3 separate regions of the Mus musculus genome follow, and regions 1 and 3 are each linked to region 2. The links are chromatin loops, found by intact Hi-C in ENCODE. Cell type or tissue: heart. All regions are shown on one strand. Region 1 overlaps Ptprg (protein tyrosine phosphatase, receptor type, G). Region 2 overlaps Ptprg (protein tyrosine phosphatase, receptor type, G). Region 3 overlaps Ptprg (protein tyrosine phosphatase, receptor type, G).

The links. Peaks named below come from ENCODE experiments on the same cell type or tissue, not always from the same donor. Only the 100,000 strongest peaks of a DNase experiment are listed, where the experiment ranks them.
Region 1: it touches region 2 in a loop (7-fold over the local background); 5 of 42 quality-filtered maps call a loop at or near these places.
Region 3: a loop joins it to region 2, with 2.3 times the contacts of the local background. A loop is called at or near these places in 2 of 42 quality-filtered maps.

What each region holds. Positions count from the first base shown.
Region 1 is chr14:12,058,896-12,066,895 of GRCm38, reverse strand. The region is part of intron 5 of Ptprg (protein tyrosine phosphatase, receptor type, G); the gene reads right to left. Among named protein-coding and RNA genes, the nearest start is that of 3830406C13Rik, 220 kb to the left of the region's middle. In heart, no CTCF peak of the experiment used is centred here; DNase peaks (open chromatin) are centred at 4,035 and 7,545.
Region 2 is chr14:11,862,966-11,870,965 of GRCm38, reverse strand. The region is part of intron 2 of Ptprg (protein tyrosine phosphatase, receptor type, G); the gene reads right to left. Among named protein-coding and RNA genes, the nearest start is that of Gm52128, 290 kb to the right of the region's middle. In heart, a CTCF peak has its summit at 3,984; DNase peaks (open chromatin) are centred at 2,145, 4,345 and 7,555.
Region 3 is chr14:12,096,124-12,104,123 of GRCm38, reverse strand. All of the region lies in intron 6 of Ptprg (protein tyrosine phosphatase, receptor type, G), which reads right to left. Among named protein-coding and RNA genes, the nearest start is that of 3830406C13Rik, 180 kb to the left of the region's middle. In heart, no CTCF peak of the experiment used is centred here; a DNase peak (open chromatin) is centred at 4,033.

The DNA.
Region 1 (8,000 bases), 200 kb before region 2:
CCACAGGCTTCCCAAAGCAGAGCCAATCAATTACAGACCTGAGCCTCCAAAACTCTGAGCCCCAAGAAACGTTTAGTCTTCATAAGATAATTATCTTGGGTGTTTAATTACAGCAGAGAAGCTAACTAACTCAACTAATGACATTTAAGAGAATTTAAGGAGCCTGAATCATAATTGGACAGATACAAATATTCATTCATGCCATGTGTACATGGGAAGAAGGAGAGAAATAGGAGTGAGGAATGTTAGGGAGAAAGACTTCAAATCTCTGGTGGCTTCAGAGAATTCGGAAGAATGTCTTTCAGTCCAATGGGCCCCTGTTGAAAAGGCCTGGGGTAGCAGTGGCCTCCTACCTACTCTTACTGTCTTCCATAGAGCATCAACTTGGCAAGCTGGAAAAAGAATGTGGCTAATGGATCACTAGGCTGGACAGGCAAATGATTTGAAATTGATATGCAGGATTGGTAGCAGGTCCATATGGACCAAATATTACAACCTCTTCTGTGGCTAAAACTTGCCTCTGATATTGAAGAATCAATGAAACACCAAAAATGAACCTGATAGTCTAGAACCCAGACTTAACGTTAACATGCTAGACAATTGGAATGGGATTGGAGACATTGATTATTTTTTATTTATGACTCTATTGCAATCGGATTCTACACCAAGGGTGAGAGGAAACTGGATTCAAAGAATGAACAAATCTGTAAAATGTGAGTTTGCTAACGATTTCTCATCTTCCTGAACAGCTACATCAAACCTCTATGTGCTGCTGAGAAGCAATGCAGCTCTGGGGACATGTGCTCTCCAGGCTGCACTCCTGCCTCACCCGGGAATCCATCTCAGCCTGTGTGCTTAGGTTCTCTGTGTCATGACAAAGCAAGAGGATGAAGAGAAGGGGACAGGCAGGAGACTGCAGGGGCTTGCCTTGTGGGAATCAAAGAGATGGAAGAAACTATTGCACATTCCATTCTAGGGCTGGCCCTTCCAGGCACACCTGAGACTAGAGCAAAGGGAGAGAGCTAGTTGCCAAGGAAGAGAAGAGAAGAAAAGAGGAAAGGGGAGGGGAGAGGAGAGAAAGGAAGGGCAGGGTAAAAACAAATGTCTGGTGTGATGCCTCAGACTTATTACTCAATCCTAGTACTCGGGAAGCAGAGGCAGAGAATTTACAGTAGCTCTAGGTCAGACTGGGCTACTTTGTCTCAGAAAATCAAAATAAGGAGTTGAAGAGATGGCTCAGCAGTTAAGGGAGTGCACTGTTCTCCGAGAGGACCCGAGTTAGAGTTCTAGCACCAATGTAGTGTCTCACAACCATCTGGAACTCCTGTTCCTGGAGATCAGATGTTCTCTTTTGGTCTCTGTGGCTCTCATGTGGTGTATGAACATACATGTGGTCAAAACACTCACATACATAGCATTTAAAACACTAAAGAAATGAGAGGGCATATACCCAGAAGATGTTCCAACTGGTAATAAGGACAGATGTCTGTTTTTAAAAGTGATCTTATAGGAACAAACATCATGGTGTGCAGAACAGCAGAGTCCTACAAAAGGTAGTGCAGGGGAGGACCAGGAAGCCTGTGGGTTTCTTTGCTGCTTTGGGTAAAAGAGGGGAAAGGTCACTAAAACATTCTAGGGCATTAGCCAGAGTAAAAGATATCGTCCTGGAACTTGCTGTGACACTTTTGTCCACTTGGACAATGGCTTGAGAAACTACTGGTTCCTGCCATACATTTCTATTCACTATGTTGTCTATTTCCTTCATAACCCTCCTGGTCAGGATGATCAGTCCTATACTGGAGCCACTGTCCACAGGCCTCCCCAAGGGACACTGGTGGAAAACAGCAATAAATTCACTCTGTAGATTTCCTAAAAATGATTTCCTAGCAATGAGTATCAGAAGCTATCACTTGACAGAAGTTATTATTGGGCTGGAAGTAATCTTTAGTGGTGTGCCTTCTAGCAGGAAGACTCACATGTGGCTCCTAATACAAGAGAAAGAAGACGAGGAGGAGGAAGAGAAAGAGGAGGAGGAAGAACAGCAGCAACAACAACAGAAAAAGTATTCTATTCATTTTTTCTCTTTTACATTTAAATTTTATTTTTAGAAAGCTTTTAAAATGTGGCATAACTGCTTAGGTATATATGCATAGCTAAGCACCCGACCAGTAACTAAGGATGAGAAAAATGATGGACTAATATTGGCCTCTTGGCATTAGACAATGGAGGATGAGCTAGAAAAACAAAACACTTTAGAATAAACAATAAAAAAGCAGGGAGCTTAGGAACAAATAAATTTTAAACATACCGGGGGACGGGGGCGGGGGGGGAAATCAATGAATATGTGGGTTAGTGTCCACCTCCAATGACTCCTTCAAGAAAAGAGATGGCCGGGGGCTGGCGAGATGGCTCAGTGGTTAAGAGCGCCAACTACTCTTCTGAAGGTCCAGAGTTCAAATCCCAGCAACCACATGGTGGCTCTCAACCATCCGTAACAAAATCTGATGCCCTCTTCTGGAGTGTCTGAAGACAGCTACAGTGTACTTACATATAATAAATAAATAAATCTTTAAAAAAAGAAAGAAAGAAAGAAAAGAGATGGCCTAGTGTGCAGTCTACCCTTCAGAAGATAGCTTTGAACAGTGACGAGGTTTACTATGGAGAAACTGGTTTGTGCACTTGGTGGAAGAACAGACTCATTTCAGAATAGTGTTAGCATTAAAGACGGGGCATTTTAAGTAGTTCATTGTCTCACGGTGATGTGAATCCACTGAGGGGGATGTTTATGGTAGGAAAAGATCCACCTGCAAGGATGGTTTGGGGCCAGACTAAAACATCTACATTTCATTCACAGGACCCTGGTGAGCAACTGCCACCTTCTAGATGAGGATATGATACACACTACCAGCATGGACAGAGCACTGGGCTCAAAGCCTACACCTTCCATGAGCATTTCAGACACCTGACCAATGACTGAGTGTGGGACAGTAACAATGTATAAGACGCCTCATGCTTAAAGTCCATGGTTAAATCAAACATAGCAAAACCCACTAAGACCATTGTAAAACTCTTGAAGAAATAACCAAATTCTGCTTTGGTCCTGATCCTATATCCAAAGGATGCACTCATGAACTGTGATTTTTTTTTTAAGACCGTTTCTTCACATAACTGTGGCTTATCTGGAATTCACTGATGTCATTGAAGTCACAAAGACCCACCTGCCTCTGCCTCTCAAGTACTAGGATTAAAGATGTACATCACACTGGTGGACTATGGGAAATTTCCACACAGCAATGGCCGGGCAAGGTATGAACTGAGGTCTCATATACCTTTCTTGAACCATGCTTGGAACCCCAGCTAGTTGTATGAATTGCTAGAATATCATGAAGCATCTGTGGTTTTTTTTCACGAAGGTAATTTGTCAACATATATCACGGAAAGAGTAAGCATGACAGCGTCCTTCTGTGTGCCCATGGCTCAGCCTCACGAGTGTTCCCTTCTCTCCCTCTCCCAGGCAAAAGTTCTCAACTGCACAAGCCAATGTTTCCCCACATAGCTCTCTAATAAGAAGGGGTCTCCTCAAAAACCTCTTAAGAGGTTCCCTCGGTACTTTTCTGTACCATTTTAATTATAGCAAACATTTAACCAGGGCAGAAAAATTTAGCAGAGGGATTGAAAAAAGCAACAATGAAAAAGGAATTCCCCTCCCCCGCAATCTCCAAAGAGGTGCCACACTTGAGCTAGCATAGAAACAACCCATCTGTCCACAGCTCTCCACCAAGCGTGCACCACTGAAACGCTTTCCAGTATTCATCCCATAATATCTCCATGCCTAAAATGCTCATGCATTTAGCCAAATCAGCTAAAAACTAATGATAGGAGAACTTAAGAGACACAGATTCTGTCCCATGTTCCTCTCATGACATATTTCTGACAGGAGAACAGAGAGCCTCCCAGGCATATCTGCACCGTGTCTAGACCCACTCTCTGATAGATGTGGTGCCAGGTCACAGGTGAGGAAGGAAGCTACCGCTGTTTGTTCTTGGGACACCAGACACGGGAAGAGACAGCAATGCTAGCAGAGGGCTGGGTGTTCACTCAGTGGGAAGGAAATTACAGAGGTAGACAGGAGGCTCCCATTTCCTTGTCTGAAATCACATTATCTTCAAAGGACAAAAGCATCCTCAGATGATGGGATCAGAAATAAACACCCAATTCCTGTCACATAGGAAGGGAGGTGGGTGGGCAGGGGAGGGGAGGGGAGAGCCTGCCACAAGCCCTTCCAAATCTTCACATGAAACATGTATCCTGGGAGTGCAAGCATTTGCTGTATTATGGCGACTGGATGCTCACCCGCTTACTGGCCGCATGAATTAAGAGCTGGATGTCAGCTTCACATGAAGCCTCTTTGGTGCATTTCATTCACTTATGCTTGCTTCAGTCACCTGATGCCCGTGCCTTGATGGAAACCTGGTAGGGCCAACATGCATAGAGCCACTAATTGCTATGTTTGCTGCCACAGGCCCTCTGGTCCCCTGTGCCTGTGTAAGAAAGGGTCTCTAGAGTAGATGGGCAGAGATAAGATGTAGTGACAGACAGTCGAACACGGAGAATGGTGTTGGATCTGAATGTAATGTTCTGGTTGAGCTTCAGACTTATATAACAACGAATTATCAGAAGATACAAATCACAAAAAGACAAGATACACTGAAATTCACCAGTTACAGCAGAAAGGAATTTACAGGGACTAATTAAATGTTTACATTAGGGATAACAAGCCCTGCCTAGGATCAGCCTAATGCCAGGCAAGAATTTCACACTTTAAGGTTAAAAGCATCAGGGGGTTGTTAACTCTTGACAGGCCTTAAGAGTAATGGGCTATCACAGAGCTCTAAATTCTTAGGTCTAGTAAAACTTATCTTGTCTGGAGAGTTTCCCCTTATCAGGGTAGTATATCAACTTATACTTGACATGGAAGTAGCCTGTAGTAAAAGATTTCTATCTCAGTGAGACTTTTAGTCTCTATCTGTAAACAGCTGAGTAAAATGGCAAGTGCTTAATTGTTTACTGAATGGGTTAAGCTCCTTGCTGCTATCTGGAATCTAAGAACACTGGAAAAAGGCTTTAGCTATGTTAGAATACAATCTTAAAAGGCATTTACTATAAGGTAATACTATATAGAGTGCACGTGGATCTATACACTAGACTAATGTGGGAATGGAAAAATTAATTTTATGGTTTATATAGATTAGGGAGAAAATGCCAGGCCCCCCAGGAAGGGAGTTTCCTTGAAACTCTTTGCTTCATGAACCAGCTTCCCAGCTTTCGCTTTGTCAAGCTGACTCCACCAGAGTCCCTGGCAGTTTGCCTATGACATTAACATTTCATCAGTGATCAAATTAATTGATAATGTGACTCATGCCATCAAAAGTCTCCATGAAGCACCATATCAACAACTACTTAGTACTGGCCTAACTTCTCAATAGGTTCCAACATGTTGTGCATTGGAGTGCTATCCCAAGTTGCCAGAGCCTGACACATGTGCACAAAAGTTTTCAACCCACAGCCTCCCCCCCCAACACACACACCTACCCTCCCTCACTCCTACCTCTTGATTGCTGGAATTACAGGTACACAACCCTAGATCCAACTGAAGCTTCAACAATTTTTATACAATTAATTTTTAGTCTTATTATAAAATACCATTTTGAAGGATTATTTTTTTAACATGCAGTGAGGGCATGCTTCAGCCATTCTGTGCTGGGAAAGTGGACACTGGTGCTGCTGAGTATCCTGAGTGAAAGCAGCCTTGGAGCCCAGGGCTCCACTCTGGTTCATGTGTTCAGGCATAGCCTCCATACAGAGGCAGACCTCAGAAAAAGTGCCCAGTACAGCTCCCCTGAGAACACTCCTCCTTTTTGTTAGGACTTGTATTATATGTACTTATTTCCTATGCATGCTAATTCATGTATGTGGACGTGTGTCAGAGGGCAAACTGTGGGAGGCTGTTCTCTCCTTCCATGTGGGTCCAGAGCATATAACTCACGTTGTCAGCCTTGGTGGCAAATGCCTTCAGCAGCTGTGCCATCCCACTGGCCCAGGAGGTTTCTTAAATGCAGGGACTGTCGGAGCAAATAGAGAGGGTGCTGCATGTGTGGCTCTGGCACTGGGGGCATCATGGGAAAGTCACCCGTGAGACGGAGCTCTATACGCAGGCCCCAGCTATACAGTGCCAGCACAGCCTTTGGCTGGGAGCTTTCTAGTTCAATTTCTATCACTTCAAGCATGAAAGGTGAGGTCCTACCAAACTCTGCTGTCTGTCTTCCTGAGATTAAGTACAAAACACTTACCATATATTTTAGAAAATCCTCTGACCCTGTCTCAGGAAAAACCCAAGAGAACGTCAATAGCTGGAAAAACCCCAGGTTTCCTGGAAAGCAGAGATAGAAACAGGGATCATGCTGACAGGCTTGGGGGCTTGATCCAACTCTGTGATGTCAGGCATGTCGATGGATGCCTGGCCCTTTCCCCAAGGCTTATTAAAGACTAGGTGAGCATGAAAACTCTTAAAGCCAAGGAAGAGTGTAGAAGATATTCAGAATACCTACTCATCTACTTAAGTATCAAATAATATAATGCAGTTAAGAACACTTAATAAAATTTCAAGAATTACAGAAAAGCAGAGTGATACTAAATATTTTGCAAGGCCTTTTTAACAGTTCCGTGATTCCTCAAAAGCAAAGAGGCAGTGACCTTATTCTGAGGCAGCGACCACTCAAACCTGAGCAAGGTGGTGTGGGTTATTACTATTCAGAGGGACTCACTGCTTTGCTTTAATATAGTTTTAAAACATTTCACTAAAAAAAGTACTTTTGAAAATCTCAAATGCTGCCTCTCCTAAAACAGATGCTGTGACCTAATGTTTGGCTACGCTTCTCACCTCACAAAAACATTCTTTCAACATGAGCAGCACACTCTGCGTACCTTGTAGTAGAAAACTAAATGAGGACTCAAGAGTAAAATCCTCACACTGTCTGATCTGGTCAAACGCCTGAGAGTAAGAAAACGGAGTAGAAGAATGGAAATTGCATGCATGACATCTTTTAGAAAATCAAATCTCTAGCTTTTATGGCTTCTGAACATTAGTCTATGTTTATCCATATACAACTTAAAGTTATTCTCACTGGTATTTAATACACATGCTACAGTGTATTTAAACAACTCAACTGTTGGGATTTCTGAAGCTCTATTTTTAAACTATGTGAGAGTGACGTTTTCTTCCTACCAGGGAAACTGTGATAAGGTTGATTTCTGACAGATCCCAATATGCTCCAGAATTTTCTAATTTGGGTGAAGGTAGAAGAAACATCTTCTTCTGACCTAAGAAGAAAAGGTGTGTCACGATGCACCGTGACTCACTGTACGTTCAGATCAACAGTCCTCTAAAACCCACAAGAGCTGCTGTGGGCCGCTTTGGTTTGTATTTGCTGGACTAGACACAGGTCTGGAGTTACATCGCCTTTGGCAGAACATCCTGAACTACATTTGACGGGAGGCATAGTCTCCCTTCTCAGCCAGAAGATTGCATGAGTAAGATCTAAGGGAACTGCACAGGCCGTCCTGTACCAAGCCTATTTTATAGCATTAGAATTTTACAACCAATGTCTCCTTTATAGCACTAAGTGGCAGGAGGCAATCACTTACAAAGAGAATAGGGGTTTGCCCTTCACTTAAGTGCATGATGATAGGGAAGTTGGCTAACGGCTTCTTTGTTGTCTCTAATAGTGAGTTTCTAATGGTGTCATCTTAAGTGAGTCCGGCCCATAATTTCGTTTTAAGGTGGTTGGTTTTTTTGCTTTGTGCTTTTAAGATAAGCTACTAAACTATATATTTTAAAATTCTTATGTGTTACTAAAAGTGGAATAGGAATGGAAGGCCTTGGGAACTGTAAATTGTAAGTGAGTACAATATGACTGGTATAAAGGGCAGTGCAGACAGAG
Region 2 (8,000 bases):
GCAGTCTCTTGCCTCCCAGCAAAGGAAAATACCCATATCAAACTCCTCTTGAAATGCTTCTAGACTTTACATACTTTAAATGCTTCAGAAGAAACTCCTAACTGCACAGAGAATAAAGAAATACCAGCCTCCCAAACCTAGCTCCCAATTGACAAGAATAAGGGGAATTCAATATCAAAACTATGCAGATTACTCAAGTCTATCAAACAAAAAAGCAAGAGATCAAAAAAACAGCCATGAAAGTTTTGGAAAAGATCGCCAGCCTTCTGCACACAGGAATCAATCATAATGACAAACTCTGATGCAACTTTTTTTCTGTTTCCCTTTCCTTTTTCTTCTTCCATTTACATTAAAGGGTAATCGAGTAAGGCTTAAGTGAAGCTCTGCCTTTTGAGTTGGAGAGCAAATGCTAAATGATTCTGCATAAATAAATTTTACACTTAAAGGGGGACCAAGAACACATACTCCCATGTGAAGAGCTGAGCGTTCGATGCAAAGCTCCATAGACAACTGATGCCAGCCATCACTGTTTTGCTCACTACTTAGGCATGGGAAAAGTGACCACATGGCACTTCTAAAGAAGCAGGATATCCCAGGCTGACTCTTGACTGCCACACATTTTCTCAGAGAATTAAAGAATACTTTTAGAAGTGCCTTCTGTGAGGCTCCAAAAATACCACAAACAAACCAAAGCTGGGTACGGCCAGCCCTGCTCCCTGTAGAACTCACAGAAAGACGATCTGGTGACCCGAGGAGGGCATCAAAGAGCGCAGGGGCAATAGAGGAAATCGAGGATCGAAATCAGACTTTCTAGCAGGGAATGGAACACAAATAGGAAGAACTTTAAAGTTATACTTCAGGGCTATTAAGACACAATGAAATTATAAAACCCAATTCTGGAGGGGCACAAGATAAACAGGCATACACTGCCAGCCATGAACTCAGCTTCAATCTTCCTAAATGATCCTGCAGCCTTTAATAAGAACTGTTCAATAGCAGTAATTTCAAAGAAATAACCAGGAGGGGGGTGGTCATTTAGACCAAAAAATATTACATTTCATTAAAAAATAATGAAATTGAAAACAACGCTTCAACATACGGAAATAATTAGACAAACCATGACAAAGCACCGTAGTGCATAATAGCATTTTTGCTAAAGACATGCATAACATATCCCATTAAAAATACACTCGTAGGCAATTCTAACAGAAAGATACATATATTTAATAGACACATATATATTCAGCCCACAAGAAAATTGCAATGAAATGTATTTATATACTAACTGTAAAACACAAAATGAAAAGCAGGCTCATTGGAATATGTTGGTCTTAATGTTACATGGGAAGCCAAAGTGCTAACTAGTAGTTACCTCATAAACACTTTTATCCCTTGGGATATCTGTGTGCTATGGATATTTAATGTTTAATTTATTGATAGCTTGACAAGATCTCCAAATACCCGTAACATACCACTGAGGGGTTGTCTAGATGTGGGCAACCTCTGGGCAGGCCAGCAAGGGACTTCCTTTATTAGGTTAATGGAGATGGGCTGCATCATTCTGAGTAGACAGCTCTTTCGTCATAGACTGTACAAAGGAGAAAGCCAGCAGAGAATAAGACTGTTTTTCCTGAATTGAGAATACATTGTGACCAACTGCTTCAAGCTCCTGCTGCCTTGAAATCCCTGCTGTGATGGACTGTATCCTCAAACTGAGTACTTGATCATAGGGAGAGGAGAAGTAACTAGTATGGAAGACGTTAGGAAACAATAAAGGCACAGGACTCTAGCCTTCTGCAGTTCACCAGAGACCTACCTCAGCTCTCCACTGCCTTTTTTATCTTTAAACACATAATATATTAATTATTAGTTTACAGAAATAAAGTGTAGAAAAGAACATCAAAGGAGGTAATGAAGATAGCTATGGGGCACAGACAAACCAAAGCTGAAGATGCATGGGAAATGGAAGTAGCAGTGAGGGAGTGGGGTGAGAGGGTGGGGGCAGCCACACTCCAGAAAGCAGCTAAAACAGGAAGAGCACAAGTCAAAGGTCATATCCTGTGGAAGAACCTGAGATCGCCAAGATGCTCAGACCTGCTTCCAAGTGCCACCGGAAGCCAATGGCAGTTCAAATTAGACAGCGATCCCACAGGGCTTGGGCAGTCTGTCCCTGGCTGCCTCTCAAGAATGCCAGCGCTGATATGAAGAAAGGAAGTGAGGAACAAGGCCAAGGACAAAGGCAAGACCCAGACGAAAAGGTCAGATGCAGGGTGATCTTACAGGGAACTTCATGGCCGCCAAGTCCACACTGAGCACAGCAATCAATGGTCTTCACCCACAACCAATTTGGTTGAGAAAATGCAAGTACAAAAAAGGCGATACTTAAAGTAGAAAAAAGAGGCCATAGCAAAAGATAATGCAGCTATAATACCGAGCCACCTTAAGTCCAGAGATGGGAAGGGGAAGCACTAGCTGCCCATGATTCATGTACTGGTTCTTCCACAGCTAGATATGAAGCAAGGTAGATTGATAAAGCAGAAGAAAGACTGCTCAGTCATACTAGGGAGCAGATATTGCTGGAATTCACGAGCTCATCATCCAATTCAGTACATATGTAAAATTTATTAATTCAATAAAAATTCAAGAAATGCACTTTGGGATAGATATATGAATATTTGGAGGTACACAAAAATGTACACACACACTCATGTACATGTGTACTCACAATATATGCATACTCACACCTATATAATGCACTCACATTCACACACACTTATATAAATCACATATACACACACTCCCACATACAAATACACACACAATCACATACATATACATACAACTCTAATGAAATATCTTTTTATACACAAATCCAGGGGATATTAAGTATAAAGATGCCCATATAATACTGTGAGTAGAAGCAAAAGATGTAGACAAGCAAGGGAACTCTTCACTGTGGGAAGAGTTAAACACAAGAGGAAAAGTGGACGAATATAGAGAACACTACATACTACTCAAAGGTAATGAGCAAGAATGGCGTAATTCAGACAGACCTCAGAAGATGGTTCTGAATGAAATAAGAAACAAGATATCATGATCTAGAACACACAAAATACCACATAAAGCAACACATTAGCAGTGAGTGTCTGTGGGTAAAAGAGATCTAAGCACAAAAGAAAAGGAAATCAAAGAAAACACGCGATGAGATGAGAGTGTCTTTACCCTGCAAGAGTCAACACCCCATGAAAAACACACTGTCTAAACTGTTTGAACTTGACACGTATACTTTGTGTGTTCCTGTTTGTGCTAGTGTGTGACCTCACATGGAGGTCAGAGTTCAACCTTAGGCATAGCCTCCCCCTTGGTTTTTGAGGTAGCCTCTCACTGGGACCTGGGCTTGCCAATGAGACTAGACTAGCTTCCCAGGCATGGCTGCAGATCACCAATGTCCCCAGCACAAAGTACCCAGGGCTTCTTCATGTGGGTGCTAGGGAGGAAACTTGGGTCCCTAGGGTTACATGCCAAGTGTGGAACTGACTGGGCTCCCTCCAATCTCTTTATTTTTTTGTGTGTAACATGGGGTCTCAATACATAGCACTGGCTGACTCAGTGCTCACTGTGTAGGCCTGGCTGGCCTCGGATTTACAGGAATGCTCTGTCTCTGAGTGCCAGGGTTAAAGGCATAACCATACACCCCACTGTATAGTTTCTAAATAAAATGCCCCAGTGACCTGGAAACCAACTTTAATCCTTATCAGCAAGGAAAATCTCACTTGGTGCCTCAGGGCACATGAACATCATGGCGACCATTCTGACCGTTCTCTTCCTCTTATGAAGTTCACGTATTTTCCAATCATGAGAGTCAGTATTGCTTTACTATTCTTCACAGTTATACCAAAGTCAGAGCTGAAACCCTGAGGTGACAGTGTTCTGCCGTGGTCAGCTGGGCAGGGTCCACTCAGCTGGCGCACCACTTTCTCCAGCGCCACCACATGTGTAACTCAGCGTTGCTTGGGATCTCAAACAGGAATCTCACTCAGCTTGTGGCGGATCCTTTTCAAATCTTTCACACAGAAGAGCTCCATCTGAGCACGTGGGCTCTAATGTGCTCCAAAAACGATCTCAAAGTTGGCCAAAAACTGAATCCAAGAAAAGGTTTTCCATTAAGATAACTACCTGTTATTAAAGTGGAAGACCCACTGTGTTTCTATTTGGGGAAAAGGTTAAGCCTCTTTAGAGTTTCTGGAAAACCCATCGCTGTTTAGGGAAAGGGTGTGTCGCTGAAAGCATTAGCAGGAAACTTCTCTTGGGGTGACAAGGGCAAGAACTCAAAACCTGTCTGGCGCCTCACACCATCAACTCGGTGTCCAGTCAGTCCAGGGTCGGAGACTGAAGTGCAGCAGCAGCCGGGGCAGGACTTACACCCAGCAGTCACAGGAAGCTCACTGTTGCCTGCTCTCCTTCAGGTTACGTCAGCTAGGTTTGTTTAGATCTGTAGTAGCAACTTTTACCTCACAACACACACATGTCTAAATGCATGCAGCAAAAATAACTCATGTTTGCTTGCTTTCCTTTCTTATTTCATTTTTATTTTATCTATCTATCTATCTATATATCCATCCATCCATCTATCTGACAGGTTCTATGTAGCTGTGGCTGTCCTAGAACTTGGCTGGTGCCTTGACAGTGTTGAGGACGAAAGGTGTGGACTACCACACCTTACTCATGTTTGGTTTCTTAACTCCTGTCCCAGAGAAATACAAAGGCAGAAGTTCCCAGGGGCTATTATTGTGCCAACTTACTAAATTATATCAGACTGAACTGCCAATCACACCCCAAGGTTTCACAGTTAGCACCCTGGCCTTTGAACTGCTAGTTCTAAGTCACTCAAAGTCTAACTATGCTATCCAAGGCTCGTGTGCTGAACTGCTGCTGAAAGGTCAATGACCGGACAGTTTTTACAACATGATTTCCATTTCTGAGATACCAGCTTGAAATGTCGATTCAGACCTGTACCTTGGTCTCTGCTCAAAAGTTAGGTGGGAAACAGTTTCTAAGCACGACTTCAAGGGGGATGACCTGTCCGGCAGACTGGACTCCTTTAGATGAAGTTAGAGCAACTGTGCCCTCTCAGTGGTCTCTGACCCTGTAGACTCATCACCCCAGGATCCTCTGGCTCTACCTTGCTCTTATTTCTGCTGGGTGTGGCCCTTATCTTTTTTACTAGAAATTTAGTCACTAAAAAAAGTTTCCCCCAGATTCCCTTTGGTTGGGTTGTGCCGTTAAGAGGGTCTTTGAAGAAAATGTTCTTATTCAAAGACAGAAAGCAGGTTTATCAATTACGACAGGACTCAGAGGAAGCTTGCCGTGCAGCTGAGCAGAATTAGACACATCTGGGCTCTGCCAGCCAGACTGCCTGAGTGATTAGTGACGGCTTCCACGGTCATGGAGGCAGGCCAATCCATAGTGAGAGCTTTTGGGATACTGGAAATATTAGAAAGCTTTTGGGGTATCTTCAAGTCCAAAACCTGGATGCTCACAAAGCACAGACCCAGAAAAAGGTCTGGCTAACAGCTGCTAACATCCTGTGAAGTTTCTTACTAAGGAGCCAATTGTTGTTTTTAAAAGGAGGAGGAGCATACAGTGGACCCACCCACCCCCAATCGTCCCAAGTCATGCTTTTGAATGACTTTTGAAATTCCAGATTTTGTATGTTTGAGAATGCGCAACTCAAATGAGCTTACTTTTTTGTTCAATTAATTCTGTTTTCTGTAAAGAAAGGAAACTGTAGCTCTTTCCAAATAGAAATTTGAGACACATTTCTTCATGTTTCCTCCAGGACAACAGTAGGTTTGAGACAGTTCTGAAAACTTAACTCCCACGTGCCTTTCACCCCAGCACTCCAGAAGCAGAAGCAGACGAACTTGAAGCTTCCCCGGCTACACAGTGAGCTCCACACTTGCTGGGCCACACATTAAATCCATGTCAAATGAATAACTTTGAAAAACTTAAACAGAAACCTAACAAAGACATGTTAGATTTCCACAATCTAACACATTCCATATGTAAACAAATACAATATATCAAAATATCTTTAAAAAGCATTAGCAGTCATATTTTCTCTAGATATAAACTTATGGCCAAAACAAACAAAATAAACTCTCCAAACTTAATTCTGTTAAAATCAATTCTAGAACTAAATGAAATTAAAAAAAAAAAAAAGTATGTGCTTATGTCTTTTTAGGAAAAAAAAATCTACGAGAATCTCTCATAACAATAGTTTCTTTGAAATCCAGGACACCTTTGGGATATACGGTATGACGTAAATGTTCTGATATGACCCGTGTTCCCTTTCAAAGGAAAGTGTCAAGGGGACACAGACATAGAGGAAGGTTCCTCCAACGTTCCTGTAATTTCTAGTGCCTGTGTTAAAGGTTTCCTAACAACTATGAGAGCCATGCATGTCGTTCAAACCATAGCAAGAGTGAATACACAACAAACGGGGCAAACATCCGAACCTGAGGTTGACTTCCACAAATTCTCTGAGATTTGTTTATCTTTTATCCAAAAAACACAGAAGGGGAGAGGGGAGAAAGGGGGAGAGCAGGGAGAGGTGTAGAGGGCAGAAATGAAGGGAAGGTTCTTTTACTTAAAATAGAAGATTCCTTCCTCCTCCGTAATATTTAACTACTTACTGTAATAGTGTAAAACCCTAGGGTAAAAATTGCTCAGCCATTTTTTGGTCAACTAAAGGAAAAATATATAAAAATATATAAAATTTTAAATGCTAACTGTTCATATAAATGCCTTTCAGGGCTTTTACAGACTGGACTGACATGTCTTTTGAACCACTCTATGAATAGTATTTTAGAAAGCCAACATTACGGTTTGAGTAAAAATTTCAATGTAGTAAAAAGTCCAGCTGTATACTCAGGGATTATATAAGAAGCAGAAATCTGACCACAAAACCAGGTAGCTAGGAGCCTGAGGCCTCCAAGAACTGACATGATGTTTTTTGATCCTGTGAGAAGTACTGTATGCATGCTAGGAGGACACGAGTGTGTCCTGCTCTCTCCCAGGGTCAGCATGCCCACATCAGCTTGGGCTGGTACATGTACAATTGCTAGATATCAAAGTCACTCCAGCAGAAACCGCTGGTCCCTGCTGGATGGGCAGAGATCAGGCTGTCTGCACTCTCTTCTCTTGGCACACGGTTTTCCTTTTTTGTAAGACATTCACAGTCTCTTGAGTGCTAAGAAAAACTCAGCTTTTTCTTGAGAGAAAGAAACAAGGCCCAGTTTCAAGTACTGGCAAGCTTAAGGCCAGGGAGGGCTCCCCAGTTGCTCTGGGCTACTGAAGCTGTATATACACAGAAGCAACAGAGGCAGGACAAGGTTATACCATGGAAGAGCATGAAGTCCCAGAGCTGGACCTGTCTACTGTAGGGAAAATGATACCCAGTGTTCATGATTCCCTCAGCCTCAGCCAAGGAAACTCAACACCCAGATGTGAAGAAACTATTTTCAGAAGCAACTCTTCCTGCCAATGTCTGAATGACATTCATGCTGCTGGCTGACACACGCGTCGGTCTAGAAACATGACAAAAGAGGCAGGCACAGATAAAAAGGAGAATAGAGTACAGGGCAGTGGAGTTTGAGTCCTTGTTTCATATTAATAAAATCAGAAAGCAACAGAGCAGGCATAGACCATCACATAACTAGACTATAAGGTCCAGGATCCACCCTTTATCCATGCCTTTGCTTTCTTCTTCATTTCTTTTTGAGACTGGGTTCCTGGCTATCCTGGAACTTACTATGTAGACCAGGTTACCCTTGAACACATTCACAGATATCCACCTGCCTCTGCCTCCTGCGTGCTCGGATTAGAGACATCACCACCATCACCACCACCACTTCGCTGCCCTTTGCTTTCTACAGTTTGCTAACTTCTATCAACCATGGTCTGAAACTATTAAATGGAAAATTCCAGAAATTAAGAAG
Region 3 (8,000 bases), 230 kb before region 2:
CATTTCACAGCAGCCCCTGGCCGAGGGCAAGCACAGAAGATTCCTAGGCTGGCTTTTGCTGTGTTTTTAAGCAGGGATAGCAAGTATTCTCTATAAAGCTAGAATATTTACCTAAATATTTACCTATCACCAGAGAGTAAATATTTTAGGTTTTGCAGGGCAATAGATAACATCAAAGATATCATGTTCAAACTCACGTAACAGAATCACCATCCACAATCCTATTAAGGACATTTTAAATTTAATAATAACTGCATACACCCTTCAAAATATGTCTGCATTAATGAGAAGGAAGGATCCCATATTCAGAATAACATTTTGTATAATCCGAGAGGCCGTATAAAAACTCAGAAGCTGTGCCAAAATTGGCAGTGGAAAGGACAGGGCCTTCTGTCCAAAATTTGCCGACCTCTACCTTAACCTAAGTTCCATAAGGGGCTCCCATACAATGTGACACAAATTTCATTCTAAGTCATAGGCAGACTTGCGAGAGGGTCAGGAAGACATGATATGTGTTAACAATACATACTAGCATTATTTTTTTTTTTGAGACAGGGTTTTGCTGTGTAATACAGGATAGTCTTGAACATAGTTTTCTGCTCAATGCCTAAGTTAGCAGAACTTTCGATACTGTCCCATCTGCTTCAGCCACAGCATCTGCTTCAGCCACAGCATCTGCTTCAGCCACAGCATCTGCTTCAGCCACAGCATCTGCTTCAGCCACAGCATCTGCTTCAGCCACAGCATCTGCTTCAGCCACAGCATCTGCTTCAGCCACAGGTACTGAATTGACAGAACCCACTCGTGAGACAGGCATGGGGAAGATGAAAGAAGGTGTGACCCAGCTCACGATGTAGCTCTTCATGAAGGTCTTAGTAATGGAGATATTAGAAGGAAGGGAGCTTTGCCACAGCCAAGCCATGTAGGCTAGAATTACAACTCAGCTTCTCCAGGCAAGTTACCATGCTTCTCTGAGACACAATAGTAAGAGTGCCTGATGTTGGCGTCTGAGCAGTAACTAGTTAATACTGTTTATTATTAACTAGTAACTAGTTAATACTGTTTATTATTAACTAGTTACTCGGCACTGAAAGTGCTTGTCATTGAGAGTGCCCAGAAGTACTGTTCAATAAAACTAGTCTGTCTTGTGACAAGTTTCTTGAGACTGTGTTGTTCCACACCGATCTCAAAAGTGCATCCTTCCCCCAACGTCTAGCCTAATGAGTAACTTAAGTCCGAAGCACTTCTGTTTCAGCCAGCAACCAGTTAAGCAGCACACAGGGAACACTGTATTTCTCCCTCCATGCACTGCATTGCCACAACAAGCAGCTGCTGGGCAATACTAGGTGAAAGGACCGAGAGGGGACGAGCCTCCTGCCCCACTCACTAGGATCCCGGGTGCTGTATGCAGACAATATTATATTTTAATAATTAATTGTTCATCAAAGAAAAAGATGAGGAACAGGGATGCCAAATTCAAAGTTATTCAAATTGCAGAAATGAATAATGCATGACTTTTATATTAAATACACACTGTATTAAGTAGTCTACATTTCACCAAACTCTGTCTTTCATTTTTTAAGCATTTTGAACGACAATATGAATAATCAGTTAGGGGAGGTTTGTTTGGAAAAAGGAATACCTTATTTGAATGCAAATGAAGTATATTTGAAGATGATTAAATTTTCCTTATCAATTAGGAAATTTTGTATGAGGGTCTTAAAGTCATGGTCAGCCATTAAGTTCAACCCAGCGCAGTTATCCTTGCAGCTTCCTCTCAACACTAAATTATATCTGGCTCATTCTGTTCAATTTCTCCTTTCTGATAGCAGTGCCAAGAGGCAAGTTTTAATTAAAGAAAATTTGAAAGATTCAAACATGCATAATTGGATTAAAAATGTGATCATTAAAACATTAGATGATAATCATCTGATTGATTGCATTTTTCAGTGTGTTAATAACTTAATATTTGCAATGCTTTGGTTACATAGGGACAAAGAAGTCTCTTTAGAAAATATGCTGAATAGTCAACATATAGAAGATAGCAGTGATGTCATTAAGAGCTGTGGGATTCACCAAGCAAGGTGGCATACACTGCTTGCCACAGAGAAGAATGGGATTCTCAACAGAAGCAAGAAAGAGGCAACATCACTTATTTCTGTCTTCCTAGAGAATTCCCAGAAACCTCAATAATGGGATAATTAGCTAGTGCGGTTGTGCCACCTAAGTGAAATAGGCTTATTGGATGAAGAATCCAGATCACCATATGCAAACACACAGAGAGGCCCAGAGAATGACATTGTCCCACAACCCTAATGCAAAGCCACTCATCTTCCTTGACTATGTTAATGGTTTCAGCTGAATAAACAGGCCATTTTTATCTAAAGTTGATGTTCAAATAAAACACATTGACATTAATCTTTTCAAACACAAATTATATGAAGATCACAATTAGAGAAATGGATGTGGCACTGAAATTACGGGAGATACATAATGACAACACCCGGGACCATCCAGAGCTGTTCTAGGGCTTGTCTCTACTTGTAAGGCCCTGGAGATCACAGCTGACATGATGATACATCCCTGGGGCTTTCTTTTCACCAGGTCAAAGAGCTAATTCATAAATGGGGACCGAGGTACACAAGAATTAAGTGGTTTTGACAATAAACAAGAAAGTTGTTAGTGCCAGAAGGTAAGTGGGATGAAAGGCATCTCAGACTGGGCAGAGTGACATATAACTTTAATCTAAGCACTCCAGAGACAGAGATGGGCAGATCTCTGTGAGTCTAAGGCCAGCTGGGACGACAAAGTGAGATCCTGTTAAAGAAAAGAAAAGAGAGAATGAGGGATAAAGTGAAAGTCAGCAGAGCGAGAAGCATCTGAGAATCAGTGCACCTGGGCTCACTTAGGGGCTCTGCTCCAGGAGTTGGGACAGCTCGGCTCATCCCTAGGAAGCCCCAGCTCTCCTCTCTGTCACAGCACTGAAATCTCCTTGGGCTACTATAGCGATGACACAATGCTACATGCAGAAAGCACTAAGGCAGGGCTCAGTCCAGCAGGTAGGATAGCTAAGAGGTATTTTCTTTTTTCCTTTTTCCATCTTTTGTTTCATTACCCTAATCAAAACAGTGCTGGTCACTGCAAATTATCTTAATTATCAATTATTACTATAATCAATTATTTCCTTTATTTTCTTTGCAAATCTTTTTTAAGCTCAGACTACCCTTATCCTTATGATCTTCCAGTCCAGTGAGTGCTCGGACCACAGGCATCATCACTATGCCTGACTTCATTTCCTTTAAGTTTTGTATGCCCTAGCAAGGTCAAACATCATACTTCAAAAGCCAGGTAGTTGTGAATGCATAGTTACCAGCTGTCTACAGCCCCTATGTGCAAATCAACAGGCGAGATGGTGCAGGAGGGATCCCAGATCCTGTTGAGTGCTCACCACCTGCCGGGCACACTGTGTGCTGTAACATAATGTGTCTTTATGATAAACCAAAGGCCTCACTCCCACCATGCAGTAGAGAAAACTGAACTTTGGGAGAGCAAGTAATTTGTTTGTACATCTGCTCAAAGGGAGGAATAATATTCAAAGCCAAATCCTGTGCTCTTAGCCCAGAGATGACAGTACTTCTCCTGTCTTAAGGTGACCTATGCACAGCAGAAAAAACATGGTATAAAGTCAGCCAAGGGAAGTCAGTGGATCATTGGTGGTTTTTCTTAAAGCCTTTGTTCTTCATATTTCACAAGGTTAAGCATGTTCCCCTAAACTCCTATAGTCCTGTTCAAATGATTAAACATCCACAGAGAAGGGTGGTGGGATGAGAACTTCTGAGGCCTCTTTTTATGACCTAACACTATTGTTAACAATGCCATTCAGTGATAAAACAGCACTCACACCGCATCCTACTTCCTGGACTTAACTAAGAAAAGTAACGGAAATGACTCACATCTATGGTGGAGGTTTTGATAAACCCAAATCTAGGAAACTGGAAATGGATTAAGCCTGTCTGTTTCTAGAAGATTTTGAGATCAAAGGCATTCAGATAAGCATCAGTCCTTCCTGGATCCATAAAAAGACAGGCGCCAATTAGCCAGAAGCTGGCTGCCGCACATTTATAGCGCACTTCAGGAAAGTTCCATGTAATTAAGTGCTGGAAACATAAACCTCAAACGGGAAATTTTGCCTCATGTTACGATGCTCGAAATCACCAGTGAGCTGTAAATGTTCAGAATTATCAGTGAGTCACAGACAGTACAGCACAGGTTTCTTCATTCAAAAGAGGGAAAATCATTCGAGCAACTGCTTCAAGGTAAACATTCCAATAGAACCCTCATTAATTCACTAGAAACACATCTGGGGGCAAGCCCAAAACCAAAGCTTATCCTGTTACATAGTGAGGAAATGACCCAACTAAGTATTTATATTATCTGGTCATACACACACACACACACACACACACACACACACACGAACATACACACACACACATAGGGACACACACACACAGAGACATGCACATACACACAGAAACACACACAGGGACACACACACACTGCATAGGGGCAGTGCTACGAATAAAACAAACAAAACACCAGCTACCACTAAGGCGAGGCTGGCAAACTTTCTCTGAGAAAGGCCAGAGAGCAAGTAGTTAAAGCTTTATTAGACTGTTATGTATTGTTGGTGACAACTACAGTCAGTGTACAACAAAAGCAGCCACAGATAATATGCAAGCAAATGAGTATGGCTGAGTGATAAAACTTTATTTGTAACGACAAGCAGTGGGCCACTATTTGTTTAACCTAATAAAACTTTGAACAAGCAAGAAGGAGGCTTGATTTGGTCTACAGATTTTGGTCCCTTGAGCCCTAAGCTAGAGTGTTCTGGGCACAGAGTGCACACCACTTCCATGTCTCCCCAGCCTCAACACATTTACCCAAGGCAGAGGAAGCTCAGTTTTTCCAAATGGAAATATTGGTGAGAGACCTGGCCCTTTGCACAGGATCACACAGCTTCCAAGCTGGAGAGCCAGAATTCAAATCCAGGGCAGCCTGAACTAACAGGCTCTTCAATAATATTCTCCGTGTCAGCTGGGCTCCTAAATCAAATTTCAAGTGGAAAATAAGAAAACACACGTTTATGTTTGGACACCATGAAGCTTTGCAGGCAAGTGAAATACCAGTCTCTGTAGCAGCAAGAATGGCATGTGTAGAAAGAAAATGTTTGCACATGCAAGGGTCAGCTTGCTCCTTTCATCTCACTGCCTTGACTTGTGTTTCCCAGACACTCTGAAGGTGAAAGGAAGAATGAACGCAAAGATGCTTAAAGTTCATGGGTAAAAACCAGGCAAGATGCCTCCGACCAATCCAGCTCATTTCTGTGATGTTTTGCTGGTACATAATGACATGGGTAACTATTTCTGTCCTTATTAGCCCCCCTCCCCCCAGCAAAGTCTTATTTCCTAGATTTTGTGCTGTGCTTCCAGAATTCATGCAGATATTTTCAGAACGTTTAGCCATGTGGCCCTAGATAGTTTCTCTTTTTCTTTTCCCTTTAAGAGATGAGCCATAGTCCTCTCAGTGAGAGAGCAATAGCTGCAGACTAGAGTCTGAAATACTTAACTTGCTCTTTCAACAAAACCTATTTGGTAGGACTCTGTCAAGACTGAGACCTGCAGATGGACACACACACACACACACACACACACACACACACACACACACACACACGAGTGGCAACAGACAGCCAGGGAGAAACAGGACCTTAAAGTTGGACCACTTCTCTCAAGGCGTGGCCTTGGATCAGCTTCCCAGCAGTGCCTGCATCACTTGCTTGTGTCAGGTGGATCAAGCAGTTGGATGTCAAGAAGACTCCGTGATGCCTCCTGGGCTAGTTTGACCTTTCCTGGTTGTGCACTGATCATGCAGCAACACTGAAGCACGGAGCTTTTTGTTTTGAGACTGGCACCTGCCCTACTTTGTTGCTCCCCCCCCCCCCTTTTCCTAAACCCTAAGAGCAGAGCAGATATTGCATCTAAAGTTAGCTCTTTAAAGATAAGACCCCCGAGGCAGACTCAGTTCTTTCATGGTCTTGAACCAATTCACATATAGAAGAAACGGTCTGTCAAGGGTGATTACAGAAAAAAGGTTTGAGCAGAGCGCTGTCATCCCCTCTTGGCTTGCTGTGAGGTCTCTGGTACAAGAGTCTGAAGCTCCTACTTTTGAGTTCTAATCATCATATGCTTTGACTGTAGAATGCAACACAACAGCGCACAAGGCCAAAATGCCAAGCACCCTAAAACAGTGCCGGTGTGGCACCTGCACTCGCTCTAGTGACATCATCACTATCCCCCTCTACCCAAGAAGTGAGCATAACTTCCACTTTGAAATAATCAAACAACAATAATGCTTTTGTTTCAGGCTTACCATCACAATCTTGTAAAGCCTTGCTCTAATCTTTCTCAACTTCTCAACTTTCTGGCTCTCAAATACAACATGTTGCTTGGTGGTCCAGTCCTTTTCACTCAATACCAATGCTTTACTGTATGATTATGCTGAGTTGTCTTCACCTAACCTGCTAAGGGATGGGCTATTCTGCATTGGGGTAACTGGAAGAAGCAATGTCATAGACACTCCTGTACCCTTCTCTTGCCAGGCATATGCCTGCGTTCTCTCTGTTAGATTGTACTCAGTGTTTCTCCAGAGTGGCTGTGCTAACTTATCTCACAGCACGTACACAGTCCTTGGTATTTGCACCATAGCCAATATTCAATACTTTTGGCAATTTTAATAAGTTTAAACTATCTATGCATGCTGATAGGATTTTCTTGTTGCTTAAAGCTTGGTAGATAGGACCTATTGATGAAATTAGTGTCTGAAACACTGGAGCTACTCTTAATTTTCAGAGAATGTACAAATCAGCACGGACACCCAGGTGAAACTGTAGTATACTATGGCATCACCCTCCGTGAGGTGTGGTCAACCATAGGTGTGAATATGTCTGTAGTGGCTATTCCTGGTTGTCAATTTGACAATATTTGGAATGAACTACAATCCGGAATTGGAAGGCTCACCAGTGACCCTTATCTGGAGGCTTGGAGATCCTTATCTGGATCTTGGTTTGAAGATCTTGAGCCATAGTGGCTATGGATTCCAGAAGATTGAATCTCCGAGTTTAAGGAACACACCCTTAATCTGGGCTACGCCTTTCATCTGGGATTAAAGGTGTGGTGGAACACACCTTTAATCTGGGCTACACCTTCTGCTGGAGACAATATAAGGACATTGGAAGAAGGGAGTCTAGCTCTAGCTCTTGCTCTTGCTCCTTCGCCTGCTTGCTGCGTGAGACTGAGTAACTGCTAGATCCTTGGACTTCCATTCACAGCTGCGACTGAACAATTGTTGGGAATTGAGCTGCCGACTGTAAGTCATCAATAAATTCCTTTATTATCTAGAGACTATCCATAAGTTCTGTGACTCTAGAGAACCCTGACTAATACAATGTCCCAACACAAAGTCACAAATGTACTCCAAACACTGCGTGGGGTTTTGGTAATTTGCTCTTGTAAACTCCATCAGTGATTCTCAGGTATGAACTTTGCGTGTGATAACATCATTTCTCACTTCTAAGCTATTAAACATACCCAGAGAAATAGGTTAAAACAGCACTTTACAGCCAGGAAAGGCTGAGCTTCACTGTCACCTCATTCTGCCATTCTGGCTTGTAGCACCATGGACTGATTTGGCTTATTCTTGCACTTAACATAAATAGAACCACAAAGTATGGGTTCTTCCAAGTAGGTTGTAGGCTGCCATTTTTTTTAACTGCTGCATATAATAGGCTACAGTCTCATATATCATGGCTGGAACCTATGCTCCCACTGGTGAACATTCGGTATTTTTAATCAATAGCTATTAAAAACAAAACTCCTGTTTACAAGTATTTTAAGTGACTTTGTGTATACACTTTAGCATGAGGTAGCAGACTACTTGTG